Linked DNA regions of Homo sapiens: all the other regions are linked to region 1. The links are chromatin contacts, found by Hi-C in ENCODE. All regions are on one chromosome and are shown on one strand. Each heading gives the region's core, a stretch centred on a gene start or an enhancer-like site at or near the end of the contact. The rest is flanking DNA. Distances are from core to core; before and after follow the strand shown. Region 1 holds the start of LINC01571 (long intergenic non-protein coding RNA 1571). Region 2 holds the start of LINC02168 (long intergenic non-protein coding RNA 2168). Region 3 holds the start of LINC02128 (long intergenic non-protein coding RNA 2128). Region 4 has its middle 92 kb from the start of SALL1.

Region 1 (5,270 bases), core at 1,258-3,757:
TTTACATTTTTAAAACTCATGTCCTACCTCTCTAGGAGAAACAATCAAACATCTTCTGGAAGATTAAAATTACCCACGGAAAGAAAATAAAATTGAATGATGGAAAGAAAAGAAAAAGAGGCTGTCCAGCAAAGCTGATTTCCATCAGTCAGCTGCGGGAGCTGTAACAATTTGTTTAGCAATATGATTTAACAAGAAGCATTAGCTCCGGGTATGTAGCTGCCGGGTTTTGAGAAGGCTGATGAGATGTGATTATCTCCAAGCAGAAATATCAGGGTGGTTAAAAGATAATTTGAAATGAGGTTAAAAATGAAGCGACACTAAGCTTCTCTCACTTGTGTCAAAACAATCCCATCTTTTCTTTTCTTTTCTTTTTTTCCCCTTTCACTTTGATGACATTTGCTCATATTGGAGGTGGAGACATTTCTCATAGCAAACTGTAATCCTTGACTAATTTTAAATTTAATGTGGCTCTGTTTGAAAGACAGCTCTAAATTTTGATCCAAAATCAACTTCTGGATATTACAGAAAGAATTTGCAGTGTTTGTAATATTTGGTGAGCCTTAAAAGTTGCTATTTTTCACACAACTAAAGTTTCATTTCACTACGTTAACTATATTCACGGTATAAACAGCATATGTTGATATGATAAATGACATTTGGTTAGAAAATGTCTTTGAACTTTAGCTTAAAAAATGAAAACAGGTAAAAAGAAAAAACAGAATCAAATGTTAAAAACCATATGTTAGTAAATGAATATTCTCTTTCAGATTATTTAATGACCTTAAATATAATTACTGCTCCAAATGAGAAAGTTTCAAAGCCTGAGAATATTGCTTACTTTGAAAAAATGTATTTTAGTATTAGATATATGTATTCATCATCTAAGAAAAAGAAATCCACATAGCGATATTTACAAAATAAAGCAGTAACATAGGTGAGGAAAGTTAAATATTATCTCTATGTACATTAAGAGAAACAGGAATTGAGTCGCTTGCTGAAAACTTCTAAAAAGTCCATGACAAGACTTCAGATCTTGTTCTTTTGTGTAAAAGATGCTCGGGCCATTCTGCCAGTTTTAAAAGATTAATGAACATTTAAGAAAAAGAAGCCCAAAGTTACCGTGTACACACACAACAGAACAGCTGTGTACTCACTCTTTAGGGCTGTGACTCACAGTTCAATCTGAGCAAGAAATGCTTGGAAATTCTAAAACGCGACATTCACCTCCATGTGGAAGGAAAGGCCTCAATGTTCCCCTCCATCCCTGCTTAATCAATCAGTTGTGAATCAATTCTGCAGTGACTAATCGCCCCCAAACCCCCTTGCTCCACCATCTCTCCCTAGTATGCGGTGCTAGAGATGTTTACGCTGATACGAGGAGATGACAATTAGTCATATTTATCCGTGCTGGGTCCATTTAATCCCCAGTGTTTTTACTCATGTCAAATCCATTATCCCAAACAAAGCTTCATACATCTTGTCGGAGATGCTCACAGACTTGCCTTGTTTACTTTGAGAAGACAGATTTTATGGCAACATTAAATACATACTGAACCCTAACTAATGGAGCCACTTGGCATGGTGAAGCAATTGCACTGGCAATTCCTATCACCCTTAACCCATTGTTGTTTAACTGGGTTCTGAAAACCCAGGGACTTCTGGCTGTGCCTTGGGTGTTCCGAGCATATCCTAAATTTTCTCCACGATTCTACATTTATGATCATTGCACCTCAGTGTTTCCAGCAATCACATAATGCAACCCCCTTCCCCCCAGTAGCCAGAGACACTTTTTCCCGAATGCCTTGAATCTCCTCCTGGCCGCTCTCATGAGTAATTTTTGAGCCTAATAAAGGAACACCTCCCTCCCCGTTTGTTTATTTAGAAAGACAAAATGTTAGGTGCTCTGTTTACTTACATTTCTCAGCACTTCTTTGTCTTCCAAACCATTTTAGCTCTTAATATGGAAGTTTTATAAGTTATTTTATCAGAAAATGCAGACCTTTGCTAGTTGACATGAACACTTAGGATGAGGCTGAGTGCTTGGAAACCCCTGACTTCACCAGGAAAAAAAAAAAAAAAAAAGTAATATGTGGCATATGTTAACATCTAGGCCTGAAAACACAGCCAGTAAGAGTGGCGCACACTAAAGGAAATCACTACTTAATTCCACAAACATTTGTTTCAGTCCAGGAATGGCACTAGAAACTTTGAGCCGTCTGTCTCCTTCCCTGAGCCGGTCGGGCACACGAGGGTCCATAACGTGCGGCGCAGCGCCATCTGCTGGCAGGCCACTCCTGGCCGCCCCAACAGCCGGCAGCCGCGGATGGCTCTGAAATCCACACGGCTTGGTGCCTCCACCTTCGTCCCCCGGGGCTTCTCGCTGCTGGGGAGTCCTGACTGTACTAAAAAAAGAAAGAGAGAAGGAGATTGTGCCGGAGAGAAAAAACAGTGCTGGAGAAACCGTTTCCAAAGATCTATTTAACATGTAAACGGAGGAAGATTAATATCTCTGGAACAGTCCCCAAACGTCTTGCCAAGGGCACAGGTTTTCAGCTTTAAAGGTGAAGTTGAGTTTATTTGCATCTAAAGCAAACAGTTGTTTCTCCTCCTTTCTTTCTCTCTGTTAAACATCGTATCCTAACCATATCCTCTTTACACTCCGGCTCTGCGTGCTTCTTTATGGAGGGGAGGTCGAGTTAATGGCAGCTGTCTGGGTGTCCAGGTTAATTCATTTCCTGGCGGCGTGGCGGTGGTGGTGAGGGGGATTCTGAAGTGCTTTTGGAGACACTGGGGCTCTGTTTGCCCATCCATTCCAGGAATCAGTGGAGGGACAGCCCCTCTCAAGGGCAGAATCTGAGGATTGTGGAAATGCAATCAACACACTTATGCGTGCGCCCACACTGCTTTGAATGGGATCCCAGACTCCAGGGAACTCATCTCTGATAAATTGCAAAAGACCCAAACTAAATGGACCAAAGAAGCAGTCATTATGCTTAAGGGAGGGACCTCACTGTAACACAGAATAAAGTGTTACCTGCAATTATTTTTTAAGGTTGTGGGGGAAATCTCGGTATCCCAATTCTAACTACCCGGCCTTTTGCTAACTGACTGCAACACTGACTTCCAGCATCTCACATCCTCTTCCTCTCTCTATCTTGCTCTATCTTCCCACTCTTACCCAGTCCCATAACAAACAGGTTGGGGTGGATGCCCTCTATGTCCACATTACTTAGGGAGAAAGGGGAGGCTGGATCCATTCCTGGTTTCCACCTAAGGATGATTTGTTTAGGCCCCTGTTGTGAGGATTCTGTGATCCTTGGTGCCTGGTGGCTCACAACAGGGATTAATTGCAATTGTCTTTGTGTATGGAAGGGACTAGGCTTTTTCTTAGGGCGCTCAGCACAGCACTGCCTGCCACTGAGACGGTTCAGGGCACAGAGCTCTCTAGGCCCACAAAGAGGTCTGGCTCTCAGGACAGCCATGGGAGGGGCCTATGTCATCAGGAAAGGGCGTTGTTTTCTCCAGGGCTGCCTCTCAGCCTAAAGAGACTTTTACTCTAATGCCATGAGCTGTCCTTTTGCAGACTAGCAACCGGCTGGTGAGTGCTTTCAGGGGATTGCTTCTCTCTCTCTCTCTCTCCTTCATACACTTTTAGAAACAAATACAGTCAGAATCATTAATTATAGAATTGGAGGCCTAGGGTTGCCAGATAAATTACAGAATACCCAGTTACATTTGAATTTCAGAAAAAGAATGAATAGTGGTTTGATTTTAGTGTAAGTATGTCCCAGATATTACGTGGGGCATACTTACACTAAAAGATATTCTTTGTTTATCTGACATTCAGATTTAAGTGGATGCCTGTGTGTTGTTTTTGTTTTTTTTTTTTCCTCCCTTCCTTCTCCCTTCCTTCTTTCCTTTCTTCCTTACTTTTTTTTTTCCTTCTCAACCTGGCAACCTATTAGAGACCCTCTAGTAAAAATCTTTAGCCAGGAAACCAAAATTGGCAGAGGCAAAGTAATTTGCCCAGTTACACAGCTGGTTCGAGGCACAGCTAGGGTCAGAAATCAGGTCTAGAAATTTAGTTTTGATTCTCTCGATTAACCACACTGTCTTTGCTTCCCCAGGATAGCCAACTGGGAGCTAACGTACCACATAAGCTCACGTCATAAAACCAGTTCTTCATATAATCATTTCAGAATGATTCACGCGTGCTTCAAAGAACCATAAAGTAAAATACCATTCATCTGGAAATGCCACTAGTTTATAATTTGTGAGGTTTCCTGGCAAAGTGAATCTTTACCTAGAGACCCTTTTCTGGCTGAGGAGTCCCACAGCTTCCTTTTCTATCACCATTGTTCATGATTGTTTTAAGGACTTTGTTCTACCAAGTGATTTCACACTCTTAAGCACACAGTTAGATACAAGCAAAGAGTGTGCCAATTAGCCTCCTCTTCCTATTAAAGCAAAAGTTCTAAAGCCATTTCATCTTATCTGGATAAAAAGATTAATCTTAAAATACTCTAATATGCATTATTTCAAAGACTTACATTGGTTACCTATCTTGAGACTTCAAGATTGGTGGCAAAACTGTTATTCCATATTGTGGCCAACCTCAGGGCAAAAATGTGACCTTATATTTTGGCTATGCTGTGACCAAGTGTCCTTGTTCATGTCTCTTATGACATCTGAGCCTCACTTACATTATTTTTAAAAGGAGGGGTTAGTTCCTTATTAAGTCCTCGAGTCCATTTTGGTTCTAAAACACTAGGTTTCTAAAAATCAGACATGCACTCTGTTAACCTCATCTGTTTTTGAAGTTCCAACTGGAATTCAGCAGCAAAAATTGCATCTAAGTCTTTTGTAAGTATCCACTGTGCCCAGGATGGTGCCACAAGCTGCCTGTGCTCCCCAAAGCAATCTGGCCATCAAAACCAAAGTATAAAACCTCACACCGAGGAAGAAAAGAAAAAGGTGTTAATGAAACTAGCTGTAATGCAAAGAAAGGTCAGCTTCAGCTGCAAGCACTGAAATGAAACCATATAATTGCAAGTGGCAAAAAGGGCTCCAGGTGAGACAGGGACTTTGTTTACACCATGCCCTTCTTTTCTGCCAGTCTTATCATCTGAGTGGCTCTTTCTGGACCAGTGAAATAAGAAGCAACAGGCTGAAGATCTGAACCTTCTAGAATTAGATCCAAGTGCCCCAGCCTAACAACAGATCTCCATGAGCATTTCACAGGCTCATTATTACTGGCGAGGGAAGGT
Region 2 (5,270 bases), core at 1,347-3,846, 960 kb before region 1:
TCTCCCAGCAGACTGACCCTTATTACAAAAGCGCGACTGAAATTTGCAAGTTGCGTCCACTCTTTTGACTGTACCACTTTACTAGGAGTTAATGAAAACCTTTAAATTCCGTGTATGAAATCACCTTACAACTAACACACAAATCTGTTTAAACACCTAATATGGCCTTTTCCAAACTAAGTAGTTTGAAGTTACACTGGGGTTTGAAGAGTTGGTGAGGAAGTTGACTGTACCACGGATGCCTCCCTGAGTCCCTCTCCTCCAGTCCTCCCCAACTTTAGCAGACTTTGGAAGCGACCCCTCAGGCCTTGCCTTGCAGGTTCTATTTGGTGGCAGGCAAGACTCAGCAGCCTGTAGTAAATGCAGTCAGGCCTCAGGCCATGATGAGTGGCTTCTTCGCTGTGCCTTCTTATTGGCTCCAGGGAGGCGAGGCTGCTCCTGGGTTAGTGCGTGGTGGGGTGATGACACTGGAATATACTGTGTTTTAAACAAATGTGCGTTTTGTTGGGTCCGGCCATCTCTGTAAACTTCAGACTGTTTTGTTCCGATGTATTTCTGAACTGTGCCCTGTAGGTCGCCCATTGGGGGTGGGATGGGCCTCTGCAGGTTGGAAGGACTAAGTGTGGTTTCAGGTTTCTGTTCAGAGGTCACCTCCCTGAAGAGGCCTTCACAGACCACATTAGCCAGGGGTGTGCTGGAATGTTTAACAACCAGCTCTTGGGGGCTGAGGGGCAACCCTGTTTGTAGCCTCTGCTGATTTGGTGGTATAAATACCCCCACCACGGCCAATTGCAAGCTACCAAAATGACACCTTTCAAGGAACTAGGGAAGACTTATATAGTAGGATTAACACAAGTACATAGCATTTCCGCCATACAGATACGATAGACATAAAACCACGGTGGCAAACAGCAGCCCGTGAACCAAACCAGCTCAGCACCTGATTTTGTGAATCACATTTGATTGGAACACAGTCATGACCATTTATCTAAGTACAGGTTGAATATCCCTTATCTGAAATGTTTGAGACCAGAAGTGTTTCAGGTTTCAGATGTTTTTGGATTTGGGAATATTTGCAGTACCAGATGAGCAGCCCTAACCCAGAAATCCAAAATCCAAAATGCCCCAATGAGCATTTCCTTTGAGTGTCATGTTGGTGCTCAAGAAGTTTTGGATTTTGGAGCATTTCAGATATTTGGATTAGGGAGCATTTAAGATTTTTCAGATTAGAGATGCTCAGTCTATATTATCAATGCTTTTGTGCTACAATGGCTGAGTCAAATAGTTTTGACTGAACCCTTATGGCTCACGCAGTCATTAAATGGCCCTTCCCAGAAACAGTTTGCTTACCTTTGGCACAGAAAATGGTAAAATATAAAATAATTAGGAAGTAATGAGTTGCGAGTATTTGTTACCTTTATTTTAAGTATAATTTCATTTTAAGTTTATATAATTTGTAAGTTTATATACTTTGTTAGCTTAATAATTCAATAATAGATCCATCCAAGAACTGACTCGCAAAATTCCTGAAAATTTAATAATGGGCTCTTGTGAGCCATGGATGCCAGCTCCAGTTTACTTCTGCCATCATCTCAAACACACCTACAGGCACATATAGACTCCTGTGCGCTTCATTTTCTCCACAGCACTGATCCCCTGGCTGCATGGCTTATCGTGGGCTCCTCAGGACCTCCCCTAGTCCCTTTAATTGTCTTTCCTTACCACCTTGATCAGTGCCTGGCACAAACCTCCCGCCTCAGCCTCCTCAGTAGTTGGGACTGCAGGTGCACACCACCATGCCCAGCTGGCTTTTTACATTTTTGTAGAGAGGGGGCTCTCGCTATGTTGTCCAGGCTGTTTCAGCCTTTTATTCGTGGAAGCCCCACTGTCTATTGTCAGTGTGCTCAGAATTAGATTACTGTCCCCATTTCTTTTGAGAAAGCACAAGACGTCTCAGTCTCTAGTTCCCCAAATAATGCTTCCTCTCAGAAGTGGAGACATCGTAGGACTCCCCTGCTAGGGCTTTGATGAACTTTGAATGAAACCATGCACGGAAAGTGCTTATCACAGTGCCTGGCACTCCGTAGCCCCTGAGTAAACAGCAGCCACCAGTGGCAGCAGCAGCAGCATTAGTACTAATATCGTAAACATGAACTTGAGAGACAGGGTGCAAGTCTAATCAGCAGTTCTCTTTCTGCCTCTCATCTCCCTCCACGATCCTATTTTAAGCCACACTCTTTATCCTTTAGATGGTTTTATGAGATTGAGATTTTTCTCAGGCATCTTGTCCCTGAGTGCAGCAGCGCCATCTTGTGGTCATTACTGGTTATGGCGCTGTCCTAGATCTAAGCTCCCAAACTCCGAGCCGCAGCCAGAACCCAGGCTTGGGAGGCAGCAGGGATTTTGAAAGCCAATGTGGCAGTCGGGCCAACACACCAGATTACACACTACACCCTAAGAGGGTTTAAGTTTCCTCTGCGTCATTTCGGGACAGCTGCTTAGTGTTGACCATTTCTGTTTGTGGCTGTCCTCTCTCATAATGGGCTCTGTCTTGCCCTTTCTCTGCATCTGCTGCTCCCTCTGTCTTGAGCTTTCAGGCACCGTCTACAAACGGGGTTTAAAATGAGCTAGCGCCATCTACTGGGCGAATGCCGTAAGGTCGGTTGTGAGGTCCCGGAATCTGCAAAGGAATGAATGAATTACAAATCTGTGGCTTTATGGGGGGAATGTCGGTACGTAATAGGATTCTGATGTCACCTCCCTTTATTTGCGACCCTTTCTCAGTGTAAGCCTCATATCTACTGTGTTAACTTTAGTACAGGTTACTTTGTCAGGATCCCAATGTGAAAATCAACCACACTGTCTTCAGTGCTTCCCAGAGAGGGGTCTTTGGACCAACCTGCGTCGTAGTCATCCAGGGACATTTAAGAATGCAGGCTCCGGCTGGGCGTGGTGGCTCTCACCTGTAATTCCAGCGCTTTGAGAGGCTGAGGCGGGCAGGGCTTGAGGCCAGGACTTTAAGACCAGCCTGGGCAACACAGCAAGACCTTGTCTCTACAAAAATACAATAATAACAATAAAAATTAGACAGGTGTAATGATGCACTTCTGTAGTCCTAGCTACTTGGGAGGCTGAGGCTTGAGGATCACTTGAGCCCAGGAGTTGGAGGCTGTAGTGAGCTATGATCACACCACTGCACTTCACCCTGGGCGACAGAGCAAGACTCTGTCTCTAAAAAAGAGAATTTGGTCTTGGAGGCCCTGTGCAAAATCTACAGCATCAAGCTCTCAGGGTAGGGCCCTGGAATGTGCATTTTGAACACTTCCCCCTTTTCCCACCAAGAGAATCGGGCACACGCTGAAGTGTGAGAACCACTGCCATTATGGAGAAGAGGCTTCCCGCCCCCTCACCTGCCACTCTAGAAATCCAGAGAAGAGATTCCACTTGGATTAAGACTTGCATAAGTGGGGAGTTGAGTCCAGTCTCTTTCCCCCACTGCAATACCCTGTTGCGGTGACATGTAATAATAATAAAAAGACTTGCATGAACTCCTTTCTGTGCAAATGAGAGCAAGCATCTCTGACAAAACCACAGTGCCCCTGTCGCTCATTTTGTGTGTGGTTTCAGTGATAACAGACCCAAAGTCCTGGGACCAGCATCTGGCACACCATGGGGGCTCAAATGGGTCACTACTGCTGCTGTTACCTGTGTGAGGCCGGCTGGAGGCCTCCTCAGCATTCCTCACCCCCTCCCATCCACCTCTGCTTGGGAGGTGGGGGAAAATGGTTTATACTTTCATATCAAGGCTCGGCCTGCCACCTCGGGCCCTTCTCCCAGAGCAGGGCTCACTTCAAGCAAAGCACACAGCCATGTTGGAAAGATTCCAGTACTGAGGTCACCCCCTTCCTGGGTGGCACCTCTCTGAGCCTCAGTTTTCCCATTCCTAATACAGAGAATTGTATTAGAGTCTGTGCTGTCCCTTCCAGCTCTGACGTTCAGGGTGGCTCAGTGCTTTGGAAGCCCCTTCCCCATGTGGCACTTCCATGGTGTCTGGGTCTGGTGTGTGCAGAGACCCCCCCCCTCAGAATGCTGATTTCTCTTGCTTTGGTTCTTTCTCTGCCTGCTACCCCTAACCCATTTTGCACAAATTGTGAGCCATGTAGGTGCCCGATACACGAGTGCTTGGTTTTCAAAAGCCTTCATATTGTGCATACCTCATCCCCAGCAATTCTGTTGCTGGGAAATTTTTCTAAGGCAATCATGATCGCAGATGTGCCCAAGATTAGCCATCAGACTCCGAGCAGCACTGTTTATAATGCTGGCCAAACCTGAAAAAGTTAAATGTGCAGGACTGTAATAAATTATGGTACAGCTAGACTATACCATAACCATTAACCATGTGCAGTCATTAATGATTCTTCTGGAATGTAATTTTTTTAAGGACATGAGCAAAAATTCACACTATATTAGGTGAAAAAAGTGGATTATTAAAAACTTATGTATGATAATAGATCTAATTTTGTGTATACAAAAATTTGTGGCTGGGCATGATGGTTCATGCCTGTAATCCCAGCACTTTGGGAGGCTGAGGTGGGCGGATCACCTGGGGTCAGGAGTTTGAGACCAGCCTGACCAATATGGTGAAACCCCATCTCTACTAAAAATAAAAAAATTAGCCGGGCTGTGGTGGCATGCCGGTAATCCCAGCTACTCAGGAGGCTGAGGCAGGAGAATTGCTTGAATGCAGAAGGCAGATGTTGCAGTGAGCCGAGATCGCGCCACTGGACTCCAGCCTGGGTGGTGACAGAGGGAGACCCTGTCTCAAAAAAAAAAAAAAAAAAAAAAATATTGTGCATGTACTGAAAAATTTGCTTGCAGGGAATACATTGATTCCTGAGATGACAGTGACTGCGGATGACTTTCATGTTTGTGTTTTTCTCTTGTCGGTATTATCTAAATTAAAATCCGTGGTTGACTGAATGGCAGGATGTGCAGGGAGGGTTGTCAGGAAGGGGCCATTTATCAGAAGGAGAGAACAGACACCAGAAAGGGCATGGGCTGTCAATCAAATACCGTTGAGGTGTTTGGGAGTGTGGAGTGGTCACCTCTGAGGCCATTTGCATGATAAAGACCCATGTGAACTTCCACCAGTTTTGAAAAGAGACCTGGCCATCCTGGGAAGAAAAAGACTGTCTGGAAGGGCAGTGGCTGGGCCCCTGGAGATCAGAGGCTTTTATGACTCCCTGGAGGGAATGCATTGCAGCTGGCAT
Region 3 (5,270 bases), core at 1,905-4,404, 920 kb before region 1:
GCTGCGCATTTCATCGGGAACAGGGGTTGGATCTGTTCATTAGGTGGGGAGGCTCACCTTGTCAATTTCCATTGAGCACTGGCAAAAGCGACCACTTTATCATCATTTGTCAGCAGCCTCGACAGGTTTTACTCAGCTCTGATTCCTCCTGGGCCCTGCTGTCATAACTTCATTGGCTTTATGGTAGCAGCTGAGTTCCCTTAGGTAATTGTCTAATAGATCTATTTTGCCTTAATATTGGTAATTCACTAAATGTAAAAGAACGCAGAAGAGAGGCTGAAACATTAAACACCAGACATGCCACACACTCCTGCAACAACCCCAGCCCCACCCTAAACTACTGTCTCCATCCATCTTTGGAAATCCCATTATATTTAGTAGGAGGGGATTGGTCTTTTTCAGCTTTGAAAAATTGGAGCTGAGACTTCAGCCTCCCTCTGGTCTTATGGGCCAAAGGAATTTAACATGGGATCGTGGAAAGGGCTCTGGGCCAGGGCTCAGGGGCATGTGGCTCCTGGGGCCCAGGGCTGGCAGCACCTTTTTCCTTTTTGGGCCTCAGTCTTCCTATCTGTTTATCAGCAGGATGCCAAGGTTCTCACCCTCAGGATCACATGGGGGCCAAGCAGCAATGGAGATGGGCTAGTGAGCTGGATGGGGACGGTGGCAAGCTGGAGGGCACATGCCTCTCTGCCTGGAGGGGCAGCCACTACAGGTTGCCTTGGGCCAATGCAGGCCTGGTGGACCCAGAGGCTTAAGTTTTAATTTTATTTTACTATATTTTTCTTTTCCTGTTTTTATTTGGTTTGTTTGTTTGTTTTTTGTTTTGAGACATGATCTCACTCTGTTGCCCAGACTGGAGTGCAGTGGTTCGATCACAGCTTACTGCAGCAATTGTAGTCCCTCTGGGCTCAAGCAATCCCACGACCTTAGCCTCTGAGTAGCTGGGACTACAGGTGCGTGCCACCATACCCAACCTTTTTTTTTTTTTTTTTTTTTTTGTAGAGATGGAGTCTTACTATGTTGCCCAGGCTGGTCTTGAACTCTTGGACACAAGTGATCCTCTCTCCTTGGCCTCCCAAAGTGCTGGGATTACAGGCATGAGCCACTGTGCCCCACTGAGGTTTGGATTTTTAAACAAAAACTAGGATTCTAAATTTATATGTCTACTGTTTTAATGTTTTAGTACTGGCACTGAATTTAAAAAAGCATTCTTAATAAAATAAAATGTCTGCTGGCAATGATGAGTTATGGTGATGACAATGGTGATTAATGATAGCTAACATTAGTGAGCGCTCATCATGTATCAGGGTCAGTTTTGGACTGGTTTCATCCTTACAACAATGCTAAAAGACATGTCCTGGTGTTGTCCCTGTTTCACAGGTGAGGAAATGGAAGCACAGTGAGTAACTTGCCCAAGATCACTGTCTTTGCTGCTCAGTTGATTGGGTAATTGACTTCCAGGAAATTAGAGATCTACTGACAAGGTACCCTGGGCCTGCGTGGAAAATATGACATCAAGATAGATTTCCTGGCAAAGGCCAACTTATTACAACATTCCACTTAGAAAAAAAATCTATGCACTTAAAAAAAACCACAGCCAGGCACAGTGGCTCATGCCTATAATCCTAGCAGTTTGGGAGGCTGAGGCAGGAGGATTGCATTAGATCAAGAGTTTGAGACCAGCCTGGGTAACACAGCAAGACTGTCTGTACAAAAAATATTTAAAAAACCAGCCATGCCTGGTGGTGCACACCTGTAGTTCTAGCTACTTGGGAGGCTGAGGTGGGAGGATAGTTGGAGCCCAGGAGTTCGAGGCTTCAGTGAGCTATGACTGCACCATTGCACTCCAGCCTGGGTGACAGAGCGAGACCCTGTCTCAAAAAACAAAAACAAAAAAACCAACACACTTGTTTTCTGGAAGATTTTACCTATATACTACCACTGTCCTTCAGAACCATGGGTTTTCCTTAAGTAGCAGGGAATAACCATGTTGATTACTAAGTCGCAGGCCAGAAGGAAAGAACTTGACTTGGGATTTCCTGAATTTATTACAGCGTACTTTATTTCATAGGCTAAAACTGTGTCTTAGGTTCAATGAACTATGTGAAAACTCTGGCTGGTCCACTCCCCATAACTCAGCCCTTTGGCCTCCTGACTGGACATTTCCCTGAAATATATTAGGTCCAGCTGGGCATGGTGGCTCATGCCTGTAATCCCAGCACTTTAGAAGGCCAAAGCCAGAGGATCACCTGAGTCCAGGAGTTTGAAAACAGTTTGTGCAACATAGTGATACCCTGTCTCTAAAAAGAAAAAAAAATTAGGTCCTTCATAAACATTTGTGGGATGAATGTTTTAATTACAAATTTTAATATAGGGTGTTTTTAACAGGATTTCTTTCTTTCTTTTTTTTCTTTGTTAAACAGTCACTGTGTTTATTTCCTGCCATTATCTCTGGATGTCATTTTTTGCACAGACTGTCACAGACCAACATGATGTGTGCATACATTTACGTGTGGTTCGATATACACATATGCGCCTGCAATGCTTCTGTGTGAGTCAACATACATGTATGCACACACTTACATGTAGCTCAATACACATGTACATGTGCAATGCACACACCAACATGTGGTTTAATATACACGTGTGCATACACTCACATGTGGATCAACACACATGTGCACTCACATGCAACTTAACACACACAAGCACACTTACCTGTGGTAGAACACACACATGTAAATCCTTGCATATGGCTTAACACACGTGGGCAATGTGCACATTTACACATAGTCCAGCCTATACATGTGCACATGCTTACATGTGATTTGATATGTATGGGTGTATATACTTCATTTGGTTCAGATATACCTGCAGGGTGGGGATTTTATTGTATCCCTGAGTGATTCCTGTCCCAGGCTTAGCAGTGATGAAATGAGTTTCTCTCACCCTAGCACCAGGGAGAAGGATAGGGAGGTATTTCTCTTCCTCACTTGAGCCAGGATCTGCGGCTGTCCCAGTGAATGTTTGACATTGGCCGATACTCAGCATTACCAGGAGGTGGTGGACGATGTTCACTGGTTGGCATCACCATTCCGGGGGAGAACCCTTCGACTGTGCACCGTTCTATGCATAGAGTTCGTCATGGAAGTCCAGTTCCAACATTGCTGATGGGCCAATGAAGGGAGGTGGGGTTTTCTGGGCTGCGAGGTTTTCTGGGCTGCAATGTGGAGGTCAGCCACACAGTGAGCCAGCATCCCGTGTGTACAGCATGTGTACATGCATACAACGCAGTGGATGCTGACGAGGGTGTGCAGGCCAGTGTAGGATGGCTCTGGGATGGAAGGAGCATCTCTCATGCACCTGTGCAGGTGCAACGTGTCCTCTGCTGGCTTGACGTGGACGCTCCCCAGTACCAGAGAATGGCAGCAGCTTTGTGCCCCTGCAAGCCCTGATTCGAGAGGAGGCTGGAGGCGTGCTGTCTCCGGCTGAGGATGGAGGTATCTCCCTAGGGGAAGCAGGGAGTGGTCAGCACCTTGGGGAATGGGAGCTATTAACCTTTCAACCTGGCTTGCATTTCTTTCCAGGATGTCCTGTCTTCTTGTAAAGGAAGTGGCAGATCTTCAGGCAGGGGGCAGCAGATTCTGTTAGACTAAGACTGTGGCAGTAGGCAGGGTGGGAGCAGGAGGTCCTGTCCCTCAAACCCACTACAGATGCAAGGGTAGAAAGATCAAAGGGGGTGCAGTTGAGGAGAGGGGAATGGTCACCCCAGAAGATAACTGAGTAAAATAATAATAATTGTTGATAATGTCATCCCAGCCCTTACTATATACCCATTTCTGTGATAGGTGCTTTTCATAGATAATTTCTAAGCCTGCCAATGACTCTTTGAGTTGATATCTTTAATATCTGGGCACATTTCTCCATTAATGTAACCAAGAAATTAAATCAATCTATGCGAAGGTCCATGGCATGTATGTGCGGACTCTGTTTTGGAAGCCAGGGCTATATGACTCCACAGCCCTTTTCTGTCCCCAGAAGACCACCACCTCCAGTCCCCCGCGTCATTTCAGGACCTGCCACTCTGGTGTCCTGGTTCTTAAGGCTGGTGGAAAAGTAAGCTGGGTTCAGGGACCAGCCTGTCTTGCTCAGGACCTCCAAGGAGGCCAGAGCTGTTTCTCCCGTTTGGAGAGGGAGATCCTAGCCTTTCTCAATACTTTTTGATTTCTGGGAAAGGAGAAGTTGGAAGGCCGCCTCGCCTCCTGTCTCGGTGGCGTTCAAGGTTATCCAGACAGCGGTCTGCGGGTTTCATTTGCAAGTCACTGCGCGGCGCATGCAGAAGCAGCCGCGGGCCGGCGGGGCGCGCAGATAAGGTCTGGGGGCGTGGGTTTCGGGCTGTACCTGCATTATCGCGGCTTCCTTAAGCTCGGATGAATATGTAAATCTCTCGCTGCAGCCTTCCGGTGCCGCAGTCGCAGCCGTGGGGGCCGCCTCCGCTGTAGCAATTCCGAGGGTAAAATTGATTAATATTTGTTTTCAAAATGACACGCGGTGATGTATGGGCCCTGTTACAACTTAAATTAATACTTTAAAGAGATGAATGGTCTCTACCGAGGGTGTTAAAGTTCAAGCCCAGGGAATTTGCATATTTATATTACAGCCAACTGATAGTAATTGTGGGAACGGCCTGTAATGCTGTTCGTTTGTCATTTTCAGCGGGGTGTGCTTCTGCCGGGGACCTCATTAACTCAGAAGGCCTCAGCCCCTCAGCCCTGCAGGACACGGGCTGGCGGCCCGGCGCCCAGGGCTTGTGGTCAGGGCACCGTCCTGCCTTGTGGGCTTCTGGAGGCTGAGTGCCTTCAGGCCTGGCCACCTGGCTTGGGAGGTGAAGACAGGTGCCCCGAGCCTGCCGACCTCACCTCCTGCTCGGCTGTAAATCCCTTCCTAATGTAGCCAGAATCCCTTCTTACTATGTGTGATGCCAACCACCATCTGAGCCACCTTCGAGTCACTTATGGCCATACTTCCCTCTTAGCTAAAGTTCTCCCAGAAGTACATCTTCAGACAAGTTTCCCCCAAGTGCTTTCTCCCGGAGGTGGTCCCAGGAAGCAGTGGTAGAGGAGAGAAGGACCGCACACGGGGTACGTCACCAAGCAGGTGACAGCTGTGGGCAACTGGGGTGCAGTCCTGCTAGGGATCCTGGGGCGGCACTGTGGGGCACACTTTGGGATTGTCCCACCTGGAGGTGGGGAAGCTGCGGTCTTCTCTTC
Region 4 (5,270 bases), core at 1,945-4,444, 520 kb before region 1:
ATCTCAGTAAAAATAACCTTGCCCTTCCCCATTTAAGATGCTGCCTGTCTTAGTCTGTTTGCATTGCTGTAAAGAAATACCTGAGGCTGGGTAATTTACAAAGGAAAGAGATTTATCTGGCTCACACTTCTGTAGGCTGTACAGGAAGCACAGTGCCAGCATCTTCTTCTGGTGGGGACCTCAGGCTGTTTCTGCTCATGGTGGAAGGCAGATGGGAGCTGGCATGTGCAGAGATCACATGGTGAGAGAGGAAGCAAGAGAAATAGGGAGGAGGAGGGGAGATGCCAGGCTCTTTTTAACAACCAGTTCTTGCAGGAACTAATACAGTGAGAACTCATTCTTGTTGCAACAAGCGAACCAAGCCATTTATGAGGGATCCACCCCATGACCCAAACACTTCCCATTAGTCCACACCTCCCACAGTGAGGATCATATTTTGCCATGAGGTTTGGAGGCATCAAACATCCAAACTATAGCACTGCCAAAGCTCTTTTGAGGTGGTGTTCTCCCTCATTGTGGTGACCAATCAATTCAGCTTTGCTTTATCAACAGGCTGTTAGTGGTATTTGGGGAGCCAGCATTCAACACCTGTGATTAAAATGTTATAGAACGGCCAGGCATGGTGGCTCATGCCTGTAATCCCAGCACTTTGGGAGGCCGAGGCAGGTGGATCATGAGGTCAGGAGATTGAGACCATCCTGGCTAACACGATGAAACCCCGTCTCTACGAAAAAACAAAAAATTAGCCGGGTGTAGTGGCGGGCGCCTGTAGTCCCAGCTACTCAGGAGGCTGAGGCAGGAGAATGGCATGAACCCAGGAGGCAGAGCTTGCAGTGAGCCGAGATCACACCACTGCACTCCAGCCTGGGGCAACAGCAAGACTCTGTCTCAAAAAAAAAATGTTATAGAACAACATAACTACCTCTTCCATAATCTTATTGAGAGGGCACGTGGAGGCTTTTACTACTATAGGAAACTTCACCTTGTTGATTTAGGAAATAGAAGCAGCTGAGGTGAGTTGGAAATACACTTGCTGTGGGTCTTGAGAAAATTTTAAAATCTTCCCTATGACTTTAAATTATCTATTTGCTTGTGATCATTTGTTTAATGTCTTTCTCCTGCCAAAACTATAACTCCATGTAGGATAGTACTGTGTCTTCATCACCCTTTGTCTCCAGCTTCCAGTAAAGTGCCTGGCACATGGTAGGTTCAGTTGTTGAATGAATGACTGGGTGGATGTATGGAGGAAGGGATCTGGGTTACAGTCCTGGATCTGCTACTGATTTGCTATGTGCCTTTGGCCAAGTCCATTCTCTTTCTAGGCCTCAGTTTCCCCACAGGCTCAATGCTGGGTGAAATCACTCCTGGAATTCCACATTTATGTTTTAGGTCGTTATGATTCCTAGGACAGCAGCCACATCTCAGGCTTCAAAGGAGGTTAGGTAAGACAGCTGAAGACCATGCTGTTGGAAACCTGAGACTGACAGTTCCAGGATTCATGGCAATTAATTTGAAATTCTCAGATCTGGTTCTTTTCCCAACCCCTGAGACTTAGTAGGATAGGCGGAGGCCAGGATGTTTCCTATTTGTTAGCCACTGCATTTATGTGAAGTGCTGCCTTCTCCTGCTTCCCTCCCTTTCCCTTTAGGGTGTGTGTGGGTATCTGGGTGCACATTCTGGGAGTGGTTCTCTGTGGCATGTGGTACATGCCCCTTTCCTTGTTTTCCTCCTGATCATGTTAGCTGTCCTCCTCAAACCCTGGCACAGCCTGCTCTTGGCAAGGCAACACTGTCAGTCATTTACACCTCCCTGGAGACTGACATTTCTCCTCTCCCTTCCAGAGATATTTATAATTAGCATGTCCCATGATGAAGCACAAGGGTTGGCTGGTTCTAACCTTATAGGTGGTTCCTGACTTACCAGTCGTGTGATGTTGGGCAAGTTATGTAGCCCCTTTATGGTTTAATTTCCTAATCTGCAAAATGGATATAATGCTAGTAATCACCCCATTAGGTTGTCGAGAGGTTAAATGAGTTAGTACAGTAAAACACTAGGACAGATGGTGGTGCACACAGCACACACATCACAGCCATTAGCCACTGTCCTCATCCTGTAAGTACCTGGTGATGCCTGACTTGAGGTCTGGGCTCTGTGATGGAATACTGCTCAGCAACAAAGAGGACTGAACTGTAGATACAGACAAGGGCTTGGATGGATCTCAAAGGCACTATGCTGAGAGAAAGAATCCAGTCTCAAAAGGTGACAAACTGTATAAACCTATTTATATGACACTCCCAAAAAACAGAGTTATTGGGGTGGAGAACAGATTAGTGGGGATTAGAGGTTAGGGACCAAGGGAAGGTTTGACTTTTTTTTTGAGAGTGGACAGGGTCTCTCTGTCACCCAGGTTGGAGTGCAGTGGTGTGATCATCATTCACTGAAGCCTCAAAGTCCTGAGCTCAAGCCATCCTCCCACCTCAGCCTCTTGAGTAGTTGGAATTACAGGTGTGCACCACCGTGGCTGGCTAAATTTTTTATTTTTGTAGACATGGGGGTCTTGCTTTGTTGCCCATACTGGTCTCAAACTCCTGGGCTCAAGCAATCCACCCACCTCAGCCTCCCAAAATGTTGGGATTACAGGCATGAACTACCACGCCTGGCTGGGGGTTTACTTTTTAATGGGAGATTTGGAGGTGATGGAATTGTTCTGTATCCTGATTGTGATGGTGGTTACATGATTCTATGTATGTGTTAAAATTCATAAAGCTGTGATCCCCCAAAAGTTAATTTTTTGTATGAATATTAAAAAAATTATAACTGGGTAAATGTTCTTGGCCTTTATTCAGCAGAACATTGTTACCTCCTTTCTCCTGGCAAGATAAAAAAAGAACACATCCTTAGATGTGTCAGAAAACAGAAAGCTCTCAACGTAAAGTGCCTCCCAGTAGAGAAACAAACCTCCACGTTTGAAACCTGCTCCAAACCACTCCCGGGCTCTGTAAAAAGGCCCAGGCAAATGAGAACTCCAGATCAGAACCTGGGTGTGGGGGAGCTATGTAGAACTCCGGCAAGCTATTTAAAGAGATTTAAACGCGCCGTTTCCTAGTTATTCTGAGGTGCAGCTATAATTGCTGTTCTTTCCAAATAAATCCTTCAGATTAAATGGATATCGAGTGTGTAAGTTCAATGATTGCTCACGGCACGCGAACCTTGTCAAAGTTCAGAGTGAGTCAGTCTAGATTAACAGGAGGAAGTTGGCAAACATTGTTTTAGTCTTAACACTATCATTTGGTGCTGGTGTTGAATGTTTACATTTTGGGGAGAGAAAACTCAGGCCAGATAAGGCAGCCTGGGGCCACACTTGGGAGTCAGGAATCTTGGCTTGGCAACAAGGTTTTGTAATTTAGGGGGAGTCCCTGCTCTCCTCTGAACCTCAATTTTGCCACCTGCTTTTTGGGAGTAGTGTGGTTGAACTCGATCTTTTCCAAGGATATTTTCTATCTGGTTTATGACTGAGAAGGTCTCCCTTCTTTCTACTTTTGGGGACATAGTTGCCCTTCTTCTTCTGCTAGCACCTGCCAGTGTGTGGCCTCTGTTTTAGGGACACCCCACCACGTCACCAAGACAATGCTAACTAGGTCTGTTTTGAATTTGACGAGCCTTCACCCATCTGCCTACCCAAAAGCACTTCTCTGAGCAAACTTGTGTACAAATGTCAACAGGCACCACAGAGCATCCGAGAAACATGCCCAGAGGTGCCGTTAGGAGGTTGGAATTATGAGGTGAGCAGTAAGAAGCCAAAAAATAAGGGAGCCACTTGAGCAGAGAGTATAAACATAAATATCCCCAAGCAGGCCCCAGCACTGGGTTTTTTATGTTGATGTTCTAATGTGTTATCCACTAAGGGCTTATTTACGCCGTTTTGGTATTCCCTGCAATTCATTTATCTGCATAAGGAAGAGGCGCTAACAGGACAGTTCCTCATGAACAACATCCCTATGTGATCCTTCATGCCCAGATCTATAATTCATGAGCTGATGGCCTGGTGGCAGTTTCCATAAAGGCCACGCCGGGCACCCAGTCGTTAACGTCCTCACTGTCATGCATGGAATCGAAATAAGCCCACTCTCCTTCTATTCATCACGACGTCCCCGACGTGTGGGCAATGATATTATCCAAATATTATTAAAACTTTGAACCCTGTCCCCATAAATTATGACCGAATGGCTCCATGGCCATTAGGAGAGGGGAATGTATGGGCTTCAGTTGCTGCCGAGTAATTATGTGCTTAAAAGGAAGCGTGGCTGAGCATCTCCCTAGTAAAAAAGAGAGAAGCTAGGATCATTTGTTACTGCTGCAGCGCTCGAAGCTGGACCGTTCAGGCAGGTCAAGTCAACCTTACAGAAGGACAATTATCTGCCTAGAGAGACCAAACATCTGTTATTAAGTATGTACAGGCATCAAGGCAACACGCTAGAAACCTTGTCCACTTCAAACACTTGGCGTATTCCACACAACACCCCCTTCGCGTTTTGTTACTGCAGCAGTCAGCTTTGAAATATGCCCTATCTTCCCTCCCCCGGCCCCTGGCTTTCATGTACCCTGCAGCTGCTAACGATGGTGTTGTAACTTTAGAAGAACCTTGCTATCTTTCTCTGGCTCTTTAAGTAATAATAATAATTTTTTGTAACTTTTTTTTCCTCCCAAACTTTCTTTTGCATTTATTAGCTATTCAAGGGGTTTTGCTGTGGCAGAGATAATATAGCATTTGGAAGCGCAAGGGAAGCCTGTGTTCACATGAGCAGCCGAATGGCTCTTTGATGCATGTATCGGCAGCAATTTGTAGGCTGGTATGCTGCATGGCAGAGAGACTGCTCTGTGTTGGGATTATAAAATGGGAAATAGAGTTTTTTCAGGCTATTGTTGTTCTCTAGACTGTGTGTATGTTAGAATGCTAGAAGAATGGGGAAAGGGACCCTAGAAATCAGGTAGGAGGAGGCAGGGGGCAGGTCAGAAAACAAGGCTACAGGCAAAGTGGGTTGAAACAGCAGGATGAGGACAATGGGGATGCCCAGGGAGATAACACTGCAATCACTCCGGCTGAGCACTTCCAGACAAGAATAAAGAAAGTGCAGTTTTCCACTCATAAAGACTCAAAGTATAATATCAGGTAAGGAGATTTGGGCCATGTTTATGGAGGAGGAAAGGCAAGACTCTCCTCTGCTAAGTGACGTAAAATAACAGGCCAGATTCCTTTCTTCTCGAGGAGA

What was found. A loop is a pair of places that touch in the nucleus more often than their neighbours do. Pooled maps may share reads with other maps.
Region 2: a loop to region 1 is called in a map of endothelial cell of umbilical vein, with 25 times the contacts of the local background. The contact joins the promoter of LINC02168 here to the promoter of LINC01571 in region 1. A Hi-C loop is called at or near these places in 4 of 168 maps with a recorded cell type or tissue (IMR-90, MCF 10A, endothelial cell of umbilical vein and 1 more), 12 of 37 single-sample maps with no recorded cell type and 13 of 50 pooled maps.
Region 3: a loop to region 1 is called in a map of HepG2, with 32 times the contacts of the local background. The contact joins the promoter of LINC02128 here to the promoter of LINC01571 in region 1. A Hi-C loop is called at or near these places in 1 of 168 maps with a recorded cell type or tissue (HepG2), 2 of 37 single-sample maps with no recorded cell type and 6 of 50 pooled maps.
Region 4: a loop to region 1 is called in a map of mammary epithelial cell, with 5 times the contacts of the local background. The contact joins the enhancer-like site here to the promoter of LINC01571 in region 1. A Hi-C loop is called at or near these places in 1 of 168 maps with a recorded cell type or tissue (mammary epithelial cell), 1 of 37 single-sample maps with no recorded cell type and 7 of 50 pooled maps.

What each region holds. Positions count from the first base shown.
Region 1 is chr16:51,760,012-51,765,281 of GRCh38, forward strand. It overlaps LINC01571 (long intergenic non-protein coding RNA 1571), which reads left to right and starts at 2,508. Exons shown (of 3, transcript NR_110916.1): 1 at 2,508-2,564. LOC105371257 (a long non-coding RNA gene) reads right to left here. Exons shown (of 4, transcript XR_001752182.1): 3 at 1,919-2,405.
Region 2 is chr16:50,804,076-50,809,345 of GRCh38, forward strand. LINC02168 (long intergenic non-protein coding RNA 2168) reads left to right here and starts at 2,597. Exons shown (of 2, transcript NR_146573.1): 1 at 2,597-2,732; 2 at 3,343-3,554. RefSeq lists an enhancer at 5,067-5,270.
Region 3 is chr16:50,836,902-50,842,171 of GRCh38, forward strand. It overlaps LINC02128 (long intergenic non-protein coding RNA 2128), which reads left to right and starts at 3,155. Exons shown (of 3, transcript NR_184286.1): 1 at 3,155-3,500. RefSeq lists an enhancer at 1-286.
Region 4 is chr16:51,241,002-51,246,271 of GRCh38, forward strand. No RefSeq gene overlaps it. Among named protein-coding and RNA genes, the nearest start is that of SALL1, 92 kb to the left of the region's middle. Within about 2 kb of position 3,195, at least 2 of the 41 ENCODE cell types and tissues checked have a DNase peak (open chromatin) inside an H3K27ac peak, as active enhancers do.